2 separate regions of the Homo sapiens genome follow, and region 1 is linked to region 2. The links are chromatin contacts, found by Hi-C or POLR2A ChIA-PET in ENCODE. All regions are on one chromosome and are shown on one strand. Each heading gives the region's core, a stretch centred on a gene start or an enhancer-like site at or near the end of the contact. The rest is flanking DNA. Distances are from core to core; before and after follow the strand shown. Region 1 has its middle 8.3 kb from the start of MAPK3. Region 2 holds the start of YPEL3-DT (YPEL3 divergent transcript).

Region 1 (5,646 bases), core at 2,284-4,783, 34 kb before region 2:
AGCCGAGATGGCACCATTGCACTCCAGCCTAGGCAACGAGAGCGAAACTCCATCTAAAAAAAAAAAAAAAAAAATTGGCCAGGCACGGTGGCTCGCGCCTGTAATCCTAGCCCTTTGGGAGGCCGAGGCGGGCAGATCACCTGAGATCAAGAGTTCGATACCAGCCTGACCAACATGGAGAAACCCCGTCTCTACTAAAAATACAAAATTAGCCGGATGTGGTGGCGCATGCCTGTAATCCCAGCTACTTGGCAGCTGAGGTGGGAGAATCGCTTGAACCTGGGAGATGGAGGTTGCGGTGAGCCAAGATGGTGCCATTGCACTCTAGCCTGAGCAACGGGAGCAAAACTCTGTCTAAAAAAAAAAAAAAAAAAAAAAAAAGCCAGTGGTGGCGCATGCCTGTAGTCCCAACTACTCAGGAGGCTGAGGCAAAAGAATCACTTGAATCCAAGAGATGGAGGCTGCAGTGAGCTGAGGTAGTGCCACTGCACTCCAGCCTGGGTGACAAAGTGAGATTCCATCTCAAAATAAATGAATAAAAATAAAATAAGTAAAGTGTGTGGCGCCTCTTCCCTTGCTCTCTTGCTCCTGCTCCTGCCATGTGACATGCCTGTTCTCCCTTCACCTTCTGCCATGATTGTAAGTTTCCTGAGGCCTCCCCAGAAGCCAAGCAGATGCCAGCATCATGTTCCCTGTACAACCTGCAGAACCATGAGCCAATTAAACCTCTTGCCTTTATAAATTATCCAGGCTTAGGTATTTATAGCAATACAAGAATGGATTAATACACTGGGGGACATCAAAGCTCTAAGATGACAGTGCCGGAGCTCTGAGGATCTTTTCCCCAGCAAAACAAGCAAAGCTGGTGAAAACCATTTAAAAATAAATAAACACTTAAAGTTTCTGGAATTATCCTAATGTCATATAACAGATGAATAAACATTTAATTTTATTTTTTATTGAGATGGAGTCTTGCTCTGTTGCCCAGGCTGGAGTGCAGTGGTGCAATCTTGGCTCACTTTCTTATTCAAGAAAATCTACTAAAACTCAGTAAGAACAGGGAGAATCTGTGGCATTGAATTTTATTACTTTTATTATTATTATTTTGTAGAGATGGGGTTTCACTATGTTGCACAAGCTGGTCTCAAATTCCTGGGCTCAAGCTATCCTGCCACCTCGGCCTCCCAAAGTGCTGGGATTATAAGCATTGTTATCGGTGAAAGGTTATCCAAGTTACCGGTGACAAATCTGTACGGGTCTGCAGCAACCTCAATTCTTGCCTCCACAGAAGAAAGAACCACAGGGCATAAGGCAGAAAAAGAGACCAAGGGAAGTTTCAGAGCAGGAGTGGAAGTTTATTTTAAATGGCTTTAGAATGGGAAAGAAAGGTAAGTACATTTGGAAGAGACTCAAGTGGGCACCAAGGTCAAGCGTGGTGTTCAACCTTGATCCTAGGACTTTATAGGCTGGCTCCTTTCCCATGATTCTTCCCTTAGGATGGGCTGCCTGCATGCACAGTGGCCTCCTTACCCTGGGAAGGTGAGCATGCACAGTGTGTGTAGGAAGTTGTATGCATGCCTATCTGAGGTTTTCTTCCCTTTTCCGGTGGTCTGACCCCGGAAGGTCATGCTCCATCATTTTGTCTCTTTCTTTTTTGTTTGTTTGTTTTTTTTTTGAGACAGTTTCACTCTTGTTTCCCAGGCTGGAGTGTAGTGGCCTGATCTCAGCTCACTGCAACCTCCACCTCCTGGGTTCAAGCAATTCTCCTCCTTCAGTCTCCTGAGTAGGTGGGATATCAGGCACCCAACACCACGCTTGGCTAATTTTGTATTTTTAGTAGAGATGGGGGTTTCACCACATTGGCCAGACTGGTCTTGAACTCCTGACCTCAGGTGATCCGCTCGCCTCAGTCTCCCAAATTGCTGGGATTACAGGTGTGAGCCACCGTGCCCAGACTATTTTGTCTCTTAATGCACATGTCCAGGAAATTGCTTCTCCCTGGTGTCTGCATTCAATTAACACTCTAACATAACAGCTGTGGACCATCAGGAGCTTGTCTCTCTCTCTGGCGCTGGCTGCCAAATTATTTAGAGAGGCAATGTGATCATTGTTGAACCATCACTTGACATTCCTGGTGGGTGGGGAAGAGCCCTCTCCAGCCCTGCTCATGCCTGTTTAACTACCTGTAACATTATGAGCCACTGTGCCAGGCCATCTGTGGCATTTAAGCCAGGAGGACCAACTATCTCCTGACTGCCCTCCCCCCACAGTTCAGCTGGAAGGAAACTGCTCTCTGAGTAGATGTGGCCAAGAAGACAAGCTCCCTCTCCCCTCAGCTGCCAATCAAGGCTTACCATATCTCACCAGGAGGAGCATGCTGCCACCAGTTTTCATCCCCTCCAACTCCAAATTGAAGAGGCTACATTTCTGGTGAACGTGGTAAAGAAGTAGGGCACTCTTCTCCTCCACCCAGCACTCGCCCACACCATAGAATGAAGGCTGTACCATCAGTGACAGTCCAAGAATACTGGGACCATAATCACACTCCTCCCAGCTTGCTTGTGGAACAGAGATCCCATGCCAGGAGGGGCAAGCCACGAAAACCAGAGGCTACTGCTCCACCAGTGTCCAAAATAGGGTCTCAGAGGCTTTGCCCAGTGGGACAGACAGTTCATAAAAAAAGAGACCCCAAGGGCCAGGCATGGTGGCTCACACCTGTAATCCCAACCCTTGGGAGGCCGAGGCAGGTGGATCACCTGAGGTCAGGAGTTCGAGACCAGCCTGGCCAACATAGTGAAACTCCACTCTACCAAAAATACAAAAATTAGGCTGGGCACAGCGGTTCACACCTGTAATCCCAGCACTTTGGGAGGCCAAGGTGGATGGATCACCTGAGGTCAGGAGTTCGTGACCAGCCTGGCCAACATGGTGAAACCCTGCCTCTACTAAAAATAAAAAATTAGCCAGGTGTGGTGGCATGTGCCTGTAATCCTAGCTACTGAGGCAGGAGAATCGCTTGAACCAGGGAAGCAGAGTTTGCAGTGAGCCACGATCACGCCACTGCACTCTAGCCTGGGGGACAGAGTGAGACTCCATCTCAAAAAATTTAAAAAAAAAAATACAAATATTAGCTGGGCATGGTGGCGCACACCTGTAGTCCTGGCTACTCAGGAGGCTGAGGCAGGAGAATTGCTTGAACCCGGGAGGCAGAGGTTGCAGTGAGTTGAGATTGTGCCATTGCACTCAGCCTGGGCAACAAAAGTGAAACTCCATCTCAAAATAAATAAATTAGATAAATAAATAAATAAACAAACAAGACAAAAAGAGACTCTTGGCAGCAGCAAGAGAAAAACAACTCATCGCGTACAAGGAAACTCCAATGAGATTGACAGTTGATTTCTCATCAGAAACAACGGAAGCCAGCAGGTGGTGGGATGACACATTCAAAGTTGATTCTTGTCTCTGTGGTGGTTATATTCCCCAAAGTCACCACAAACAATGAATTAGAGAATACTGAACATTGCTTCTAGCGGAAATACATGGTGAAGTTCCTGCCAGCCTCTGATCACCACACTTTTGTCAACCAATCAGTCCACAGCTGTGTGTTACATGTGATTCTGTTTTGGGTTTTGTTTGTTTTTTGTAGGTCTTGCTCTATCGCTCAGGCTGAAGTGCAGTGGCACAATCACAGCTCACTGCAGCCTTGAACTCCTAGGCTCATGCCAGGCGCGGTGGCTCACGCCTGTAATACCAGCACTTTGGGAGGCCAAAGCAGGCGGATCATGAGGTCAGGAGACCGAGACCATCCTGGCTAACACGGTGAAACCCCGTCTCTACTACAAATACAAAACATTAGCCGGGCGTGGTGGCAGGCGTCTGTAATCCCAGCTACTCGGGAGACTGAGGCAGGAGAATAGCGTGAACCTGGGAGGTGGAGCTTGCAGTGAGCTGAGAGATCTTACCACTGCACTCCAGCCTGGGCGACAGAGCGAGATTCTGTCTCAAAAAAACAAAACAAAACAAAAATCCTAGGCTCAAGGAATTCTCCTGCCTCAGTCCTGTAGCTGGGACTACAGACGCGCATCACCACTGCGCCTGGCCCCCACATCTATCTTTTCAGACTGGTTTGGGACTACAGGCACACACCACCAGGGGTGGTGTATGTGTGCCTGTAGTCCTAGCTACTCAGGAGGCTGAGGTGGGAGGATCACTTAAACCCAAGAGTTCGAGGCTGCAGTGAGCTATGATCAGGCCACTGCACTCCAGCCTAGGTGACAGAACAAGATCCTGTCTCTAAAAAAGATAAAATAAAAAATAAGGCCAGGCGCGGTGGCTCGCGGTGGCTGGCTGTAATCCCAGCACTTTGGGAGGCTGAGGTGGGCGGATCACAAGGTCAGGAGTTCGAGATCGGCCTGGACAACATGGTGAAACCCCGTCTAGGAAACTAGTCTTCCCAGCTAATTTTGTATTTTTAGTAGAGACAGGGTTTCACCACATTGGTAAGACTGGTCTTGAACTCCTGACTTCAAGTAATCCACCCCTCTTTGGCCTCCCAAAGTGCTGGGATTATGGGTGTGAGCCACCATGCCCACCCCATAATTACTTTTGCACCAACAAAATATAAGAGGGCTTCAAAGGGAAGACACCAGCATAATGGCCTTCAAGATATTGTACGATCTAGCCGGGCGCAGTGGCTCACGCCTGTAATCCCAGCACTTTGGGAGGCTGAAGCGGGAGGATCAGCTGAGGTCGGGAGTTCAAGAACAGCCTGACCAACGTGAAGAAACCCCGTCTCTACTAAAACAAAATACAAAAAATTAGCCGGGCGTGGTGGTGCATACCTGTAATCCCAGCTACTCGGGAGGCTGAAGCAGGAGAATTACTTGAACCCGGGAGCCAGAGGTTGCCATAAGCTAAGATCGTGCCATTGCACTCCAGCCTGTGCAACAAGAACAAAACTCCATCTCAAACAAAAAAAAAAAAGAAAAGAAAAAAAGAAAAGAAATTGTACAATCTAAACTGAACATGGTGGCTTGCATCTATAATCCCAGCTACTTGGGAGGGTGAAACAAGAGGATTGCTTGAGGCCAGGAGTTCGAGACCAGCCTGAGCAACATGGAGAGACCCCTATCTCCTAAATAATTTTTTAAAATTAGCCAGGGGTGGTGGACTTCATTTGGTAGTTAATGAGAGGAATTAGGCCAGGAGCAGTGGCTCACACCTGTAATCCCAGCACTTTGGGAGGCTGGTGGGGAGGACTGGTCTCAAGCCCAGGAGCTTGAGACCAGCCTGGGCAACATGCCAAAACCCCATCTCTACAAAAAAAAAAAATATATATATATATATATATACATACAAAAATTAGCTGGACATGGTGTTGTGTGCCTGTAGTTCTAGCTACTTGGGAGGCTGAAGCTAGAGAACTGCCTGAGCCTGGGTGGTCGAGTCTACAGTGAGCCATGATGGTGCCACTGCACTCCAGCCTGGGGGACAGAGCGAGACCTTGCCTCAAAAAAAAAAAGGTGGGGGGAGGAATTAAAAATATATATATTATAATAGACACTGCTGTAACTGTCTGCTCAGCACTTTCTGGGGATGGTGCCCGAATTTTCCTTGGGAAAACCATCCCTTCCCTAGCCTACTTTA
Region 2 (5,491 bases), core at 1,461-3,960:
CGTGTTAGCCAGGATGGTCTCGATCTCCTGACCTCATGATCCACCCACCTCGGCCTCCCAAAGTGCTGGGATTACAGGCTTGAGCCACCATGCCCGGCCTTTGAGCCTCTCTTAATTAAAAGTTCCTCTATGGAGCAGTCTTGCCAATTTTCTATCTTTTGTAATTTCTTTCTAATGTCCGGCCGACTGTTGGTGATAAAATAGAGCTTTAACATCCCTTGTCCAAGTGGGTCCTCTATGTCTAAGCCTGAATATTTTCTTATTTGCTCCTTAAGTGTCTTTAAAAATTCCATGGGCCCTTCATCTTTTTCTTGGTGTACATTAAATGCTCGAGAAATATTTTGGGTTTGAGGCACCAATTCCTGAATCCCTTTAATTATCATATCCCTGAGGTCTTTCATGTTTTCTCAGTGGGCTGCATTGTTCCTATTCCACTGAGGGTCCTGGGCTGGGAATTTCTGCTCTGCTGCAGGGATGTTTTGACCAAGAGGGTGTTCACATTCCCAGACTATCATAGCAGCCCTGCGGATCATGGTTCTTTCCTCCCCTGAGAAGAGAATACCTAAGATGGACATTAATTCAGCCCAAGTATACAATTGCGGCCCTAAAAATTGTTCAATTTGATCTGTGACTCCAAAAGGATCATCTGATAATGGTTTGAGTTCCTTTTTCAGATTTCTAACCTCTGAACTAGTTAAGGGGGCATTTACGAAACCAATACCCCCTCCTCCCAGTGGTACTTAAGGGAAAAGGGGTTGGGGCAGACCCCTTTGAGGAAGAGGGAAAAGGAAAGTTCTGAATATCCCTCCGGCATTGTTCCATCTCGTGCTGGAGTTTTCCTGAGGAAAGGACATGTTCGGGTGGCTGCTCAATGGGGATGTGGGGCCACAAGGCCCACAGGGCAGGGTTATGTGGGGGAGGGACTGAGTGATTAGCCTGAGGTGGGGTAGGCGGGGGAAGATGGTCTAGGGGATCCTATACATTGGCATCTTTAGATGTAGAATCTGACTTAACTGGGTTGTCCTAGGAGGGTACTGAGTTTGGTTTCTCTTTTACGTCATCCTTTAAGGGAAAGGGAAGGACATGTTCCTGTCTCCAACACAGAGCATAATCTATTTCCTCTTGAGAGACTGGACTTTTTTTATTAACATACTGGATTAAGAGTTGGCATATCCAATCCTCGTCTGATCCAAACTTTGGCCAAAAGACTGAGGGTCTGAGGATAGGTTCTTTGGTCCAAATAAAACAGCAATATTTTATCATTCACTGTCTTTCCTTGTGTTACATGGTTCTTTCATTATACCTCCAGTACTCTAACATAAGGCCCAGAGGACTGTCAGGGGGAATTTTATTGTCTGCTTGGCCTTTTGTACTCCCTGTCTTACTTGGGGTATTTCCCATTCTGGAGGTTGGTGCCCATTTCCTAGGGGCTTAACCTCTCCCTTTTCCCATTGGAGGTTTCTTGCACTCATATGAATAATCGCTTCGTACTTTTTGGCCGCTTCCCTCGTGGGAATTTCAGGCCCCTCTTAGCATTAGCGGGTCGGTATAATCCCCGACTGGAAAACCGCCCTAAGCCTTATGAGGTGACCATGGAACCAAGTCTGGACTCCACACTCGATTCGTGTCCACTGACATGTCTCAGCCATGCACTTTCAACCTCCAAGTGACCCCAACCACCAAGGAAATACTTTGTCGCCCCAGTAGCAACTTTTCTTACCTTGGTCTGTGCACAGAGTTACCCACTTGCCTGGGAATTTTAAGGCTCCTTCCTGCCCACGTTGCTGAAAGTCCGGATTTATTCCTCACTTTGGGTGGACCCGATCCTCCGCTCCTTGGGCCACTGCAACAAGGCAGTGGGACGTGTCTCACGAGGAAAAGTAATCGCTACCCCTCCCAAAGGAGAATGGGATCCCAGAAGACCCTCAAATTTGTTGAAAACAAGTGCTCAGTGTAGTCAAGAAAAACCAGCACTGAGACAGAAGACTTCCCAGCAAGGCATCTTTACTTCTGCAGAAGGGTGCTGCTTGCGCTGGTTGCAATCCCAAGAGCACCCGCCAACAAAGGAGGGAAGTGGTTTTTAACCCTAACGCAGTTCCTGTTTCTGTGTCCTTTCCCCATTGGCTGGGGGGTTGGACCGCACAATCTGAGCTGATCCCGATTGGCTAAGGTTTAAACTTTCCCAAATAGGGTAGACGTGCGACAAAGAAGAAAAAGCGGGAGTAGAATCTGTTTACAGCTTATGACCAGGAAATTGAGTCTTTGAAGAGGAACTTAGCTGTCCCAACAGAGGCATCCGAGAGGCCTGGAGGAGGTGATGCTGGACAGTAGGAATTGCCTGGTCCGACGCCCTGGCTGCCAGGGGCGCGCATCTTTGGGTCTTCCCTGCTAGAAGGTGAACTGAGTGTGTCCCTGGCGCTCTGGCAAAAGCCATGGAATGGGCCCACAGTGAGAATTCCAGCTTCGCCTCTTACTAGCTGGATAACCTAGGGAGCCGCGAGACCTCCCTGGGCCTCAGCCCCCGGTACAGTGGAGCCAACGGGAGAAACGGCCTCACGGGATTGATGCGGGGATTGAGCGGGGCACGGGCGGCGGACAAACGCGGGTCATTATACTCATCTCCCCCAGAGCATGCGTCCCAGCGCCACCCGCTTCCTCGCTCCGCGCCCGGCCTAGACCTTCCGACCCCGCCCCTGCGCGGGCCACAAGCAGGAATGCGAGCAGGCCTGGGGCGCGCGGGCCGCAGCCGCATTTCCGGGCCGGCGGGAGCGGGCGGCGGGGGAGGGGCGGTCGGGGCCTGCGCCGGCCGCCGTGTGACGCGCCCCCTCATTTGCATGCGGAGCGCCCATTGGCCACGGCGGCCGCCGGGACAGGAGGCGGGTCCCCTCCCCCTCCCGCCGCAGCGGCGGCAGCAGCTGGGCTCGGTGTAAACAAGTCCAGGCGCCTGCGAACCCGGGCCCGGGGGGGACGGCGCCCGCCAGGAGCGCCCCCCACTCCCAGGCCAGCCCACCCCGGCGGACCGGGCCCCGCGCGCCCAGGCGAGGTGAGGCCCGCGCCGTCAGGGCTGCGTGTCGCCCCGCGCCCCTGCCCAGCCCGCGAGGACTGCCCCCTCCCCCGGCGCCCGCCCCCACCCCCGCGCCCCAGGTGAGCCCCGGAGTCCAGGTAAGGCTCCGCGTTGCAGGTAAGAGCCCCTGAGCGTAGAGGAGGCCTTGGCGCCCGCAGGTGAGAGCCCCTCCCCTCCTAGGTGACCCTCAACCTTCACGGCGAGGCCTCCTACCTCCTCCAGGTGGGGGACCCTCTCCCCGATGAACCCCCTAAACCACCAGTGAACCCCACTGCTCTCCAGATGAGGTCGCAAGGACCAACCAGTGCCTACCCGCCCATGCTCCCCCGAAACTGGGAACTGACAGCCCAGCCCCTCCAAAGCCCCTTCCTCCAGCTTCAGCTGCCAGGTCAGCAAGGGTGAGGCCGGAAGCAGGCGGGTGACTCACCCTGGGCACCTCCGAGCCTCAGTTTCCCCATGGATGCAACCTGAGGCCTCCTCACTGAGTCAAAACCGAGACGCCTCTGGTCCCCGGAGAGGCTGCTGGCTCTGGGGAAAGGAGAGAGCAGCCCAGTGTGACAGAGCGAGTCCCCACGGCTCTGGGAGTGCCTCGCATGTGTGTGGCCCAGGTCCTGACAGCCCACCTACTCCCTCCCCGGCAGGCACTGGGCTCCCTCTGCTCCCCGTGGGCCGCTCCCCGCGTGGGGCCACTGCCCCCGGCCCCCGCCATGGTGCGGATTTCAAAGCCCAAGACGTTTCAGGCCTACTTGGATGATTGTCACCGGAGGTATAGCTGTGCCCACTGCCGCGCTCACCTGGCCAACCACGACGACCTCATCTCCAAGGTAACCAACCAGGCCACAGTGGGGCTGGAACCTATAGGGGCTGCCTGGCAGCTCCCCACCGGCAGCCCTGACCCCCTCCTCTCTTCCCACCCTCTCACCCTTTAGTCCTTCCAGGGCAGTCAGGGGCGTGCCTACCTCTTCAACTCAGTGTGAGTATCTGGCCTCCCTTCTTGCTTTCCCTGACCTCTGTTGTGACCTGTGACCCCTGGCATCCTGCTGAGACTCCCAGAGTTCCCCGGTGCAGGCAGGAAATTGTGAGCATCATTTCTTGGATGCTGAGGACAGACACAGTGCTTGAGGGGGTGGGCCCTGTGATGGCAGGACCCTCCCTGGGACTACCCCATGTCCCCACAGGGTGAACGTGGGCTGCGGGCCAGCCGAGGAGCGGGTGCTGCTGACCGGCCTCCATGCTGTCGCCGACATCCACTGCGAGAACTGCAAGACCACTTTGGGCTGGAAATATGTGAGTCACCCACCTCTGACCCCAGGCTAGCCTTTGACCTGACCTTCCAACACCTCCTCCTGACAAGCTGTCACCCTATAGCCTTTCAGATTGCATAGGCCGAGCTCACACAAGTCAGCATCCCTGACCACATTCTCTTTATCTTGCACCTTGCAAGGGGTGTAGAACTTTTCTCTTAACCCATCCCTTCTCTCCCAGGCACTTGGATCCCCATTAGAGAGTTAGGATATAATCAGAGTCACCATTTATGGAATGTTTATGTGCCTTGCACTGTTGTGTGCCTGGCGTCTATTATCTCATTCAATCATTGCAGTGATCCTCTAGGTAGAAGCTATTATTATCTCTACAGAAGAAGACAGGGAGGCCCAGAGATGTTAGGTAACTTGCCCAAGATCACCCAACTGGTAAGTAACAGAATAGGGACCAGAATCTGAGTTGGTTGGTTGGTTTTTTTTTTTCACTCCAAACCCTTGGTCACCAGCTTATATTGTCATTTAGAGTATCAGAAAAATTGCCCCAGACTCTGCAACAACATGGAGCTTGGGTTCACCAGCCTCCCTTTCCATAGTCCTCATTGCCACTGCTGCTGTCCAGGGTCTGATTTCACTACCCTGAGTCTCATTTCCTTATCTCTCAGTGGAAGATAAAGCCACTGCCTAGCACCCAGGATTGTTACAGGGATCAGATTAGATGCTCAGGAAGATGCTCTTGGGACACTGCAAGGGACAGGATTCTTCAGGCGTCGCTTGGAACTGTGGTGCCTCTGTGAGGTGGATGTCCCAGGCAGAGCCAGCCAGCCAGCCCTGACCTGAGCTCGCTGCTGACCCTGCCACAGATTGGCTGTGTGTCTCTGGACAGGTGGCTTGGCCACTCTGGACCTCTACCAAATAAAGAGCTGGCCGGCCAGGCACAGTGGCTCACACCTGTAATCCCAGCACTTTGGGAGGCCGAGGCGGGTGGATCACAAGGTCAGGAGATTGAGACCATCCTGGCTAACACGGTGAAACCCCATCTCTACCAAAAATACAAAAAAAAAAAAAAAAAATCAGCTGGGTGTGGTGGCGGGCGCCTCTAGTCCCAGCTACTCATGAGGTTGAGGCAGGAGAATTGCGTGAACCCAGGAGGCAGAGCCTTGCAGTG

Evidence for each region. A loop is a pair of places that touch in the nucleus more often than their neighbours do. ChIA-PET counts read pairs that join two places held with the same protein, here RNA polymerase II (POLR2A). Pooled maps may share reads with other maps.
Region 1: a map of adrenal gland shows a loop between it and region 2 (4-fold over the local background). The contact joins the enhancer-like site here to the promoter of YPEL3-DT in region 2. A Hi-C loop is called at or near these places in 28 of 168 maps with a recorded cell type or tissue (B cell, CD14-positive monocyte, CD4-positive, alpha-beta T cell and 21 more), 24 of 37 single-sample maps with no recorded cell type and 39 of 50 pooled maps. POLR2A ChIA-PET finds 5 or more read pairs at or near these places in 21 of 52 experiments (B cell, CD4-positive, alpha-beta T cell, CD4-positive, alpha-beta memory T cell and 17 more).

The regions. Positions count from the first base shown.
Region 1 is chr16:30,128,743-30,134,388 of GRCh38, reverse strand. No RefSeq gene overlaps it. Among named protein-coding and RNA genes, the nearest start is that of MAPK3, 8.3 kb to the right of the region's middle. Within about 2 kb of position 3,533, at least 2 of the 41 ENCODE cell types and tissues checked have a DNase peak (open chromatin) inside an H3K27ac peak, as active enhancers do; they include CD8-positive, alpha-beta T cell and natural killer cell, where a contact is called at or near this core.
Region 2 is chr16:30,093,649-30,099,139 of GRCh38, reverse strand. It overlaps YPEL3-DT (YPEL3 divergent transcript), which reads right to left and starts at 2,710. Exons shown (of 2, transcript NR_135192.1): 1 at 1,721-2,710. It overlaps YPEL3 (yippee like 3), which reads left to right and starts at 2,927. Exons shown (of 4, transcript NM_031477.5): 1 at 2,927-3,888; 2 at 3,994-4,037; 3 at 4,243-4,351. The coding sequence starts at 3,658. RefSeq lists silencers at 2,481-2,530, 2,551-2,620, 2,681-3,030 and an enhancer at 2,501-3,107.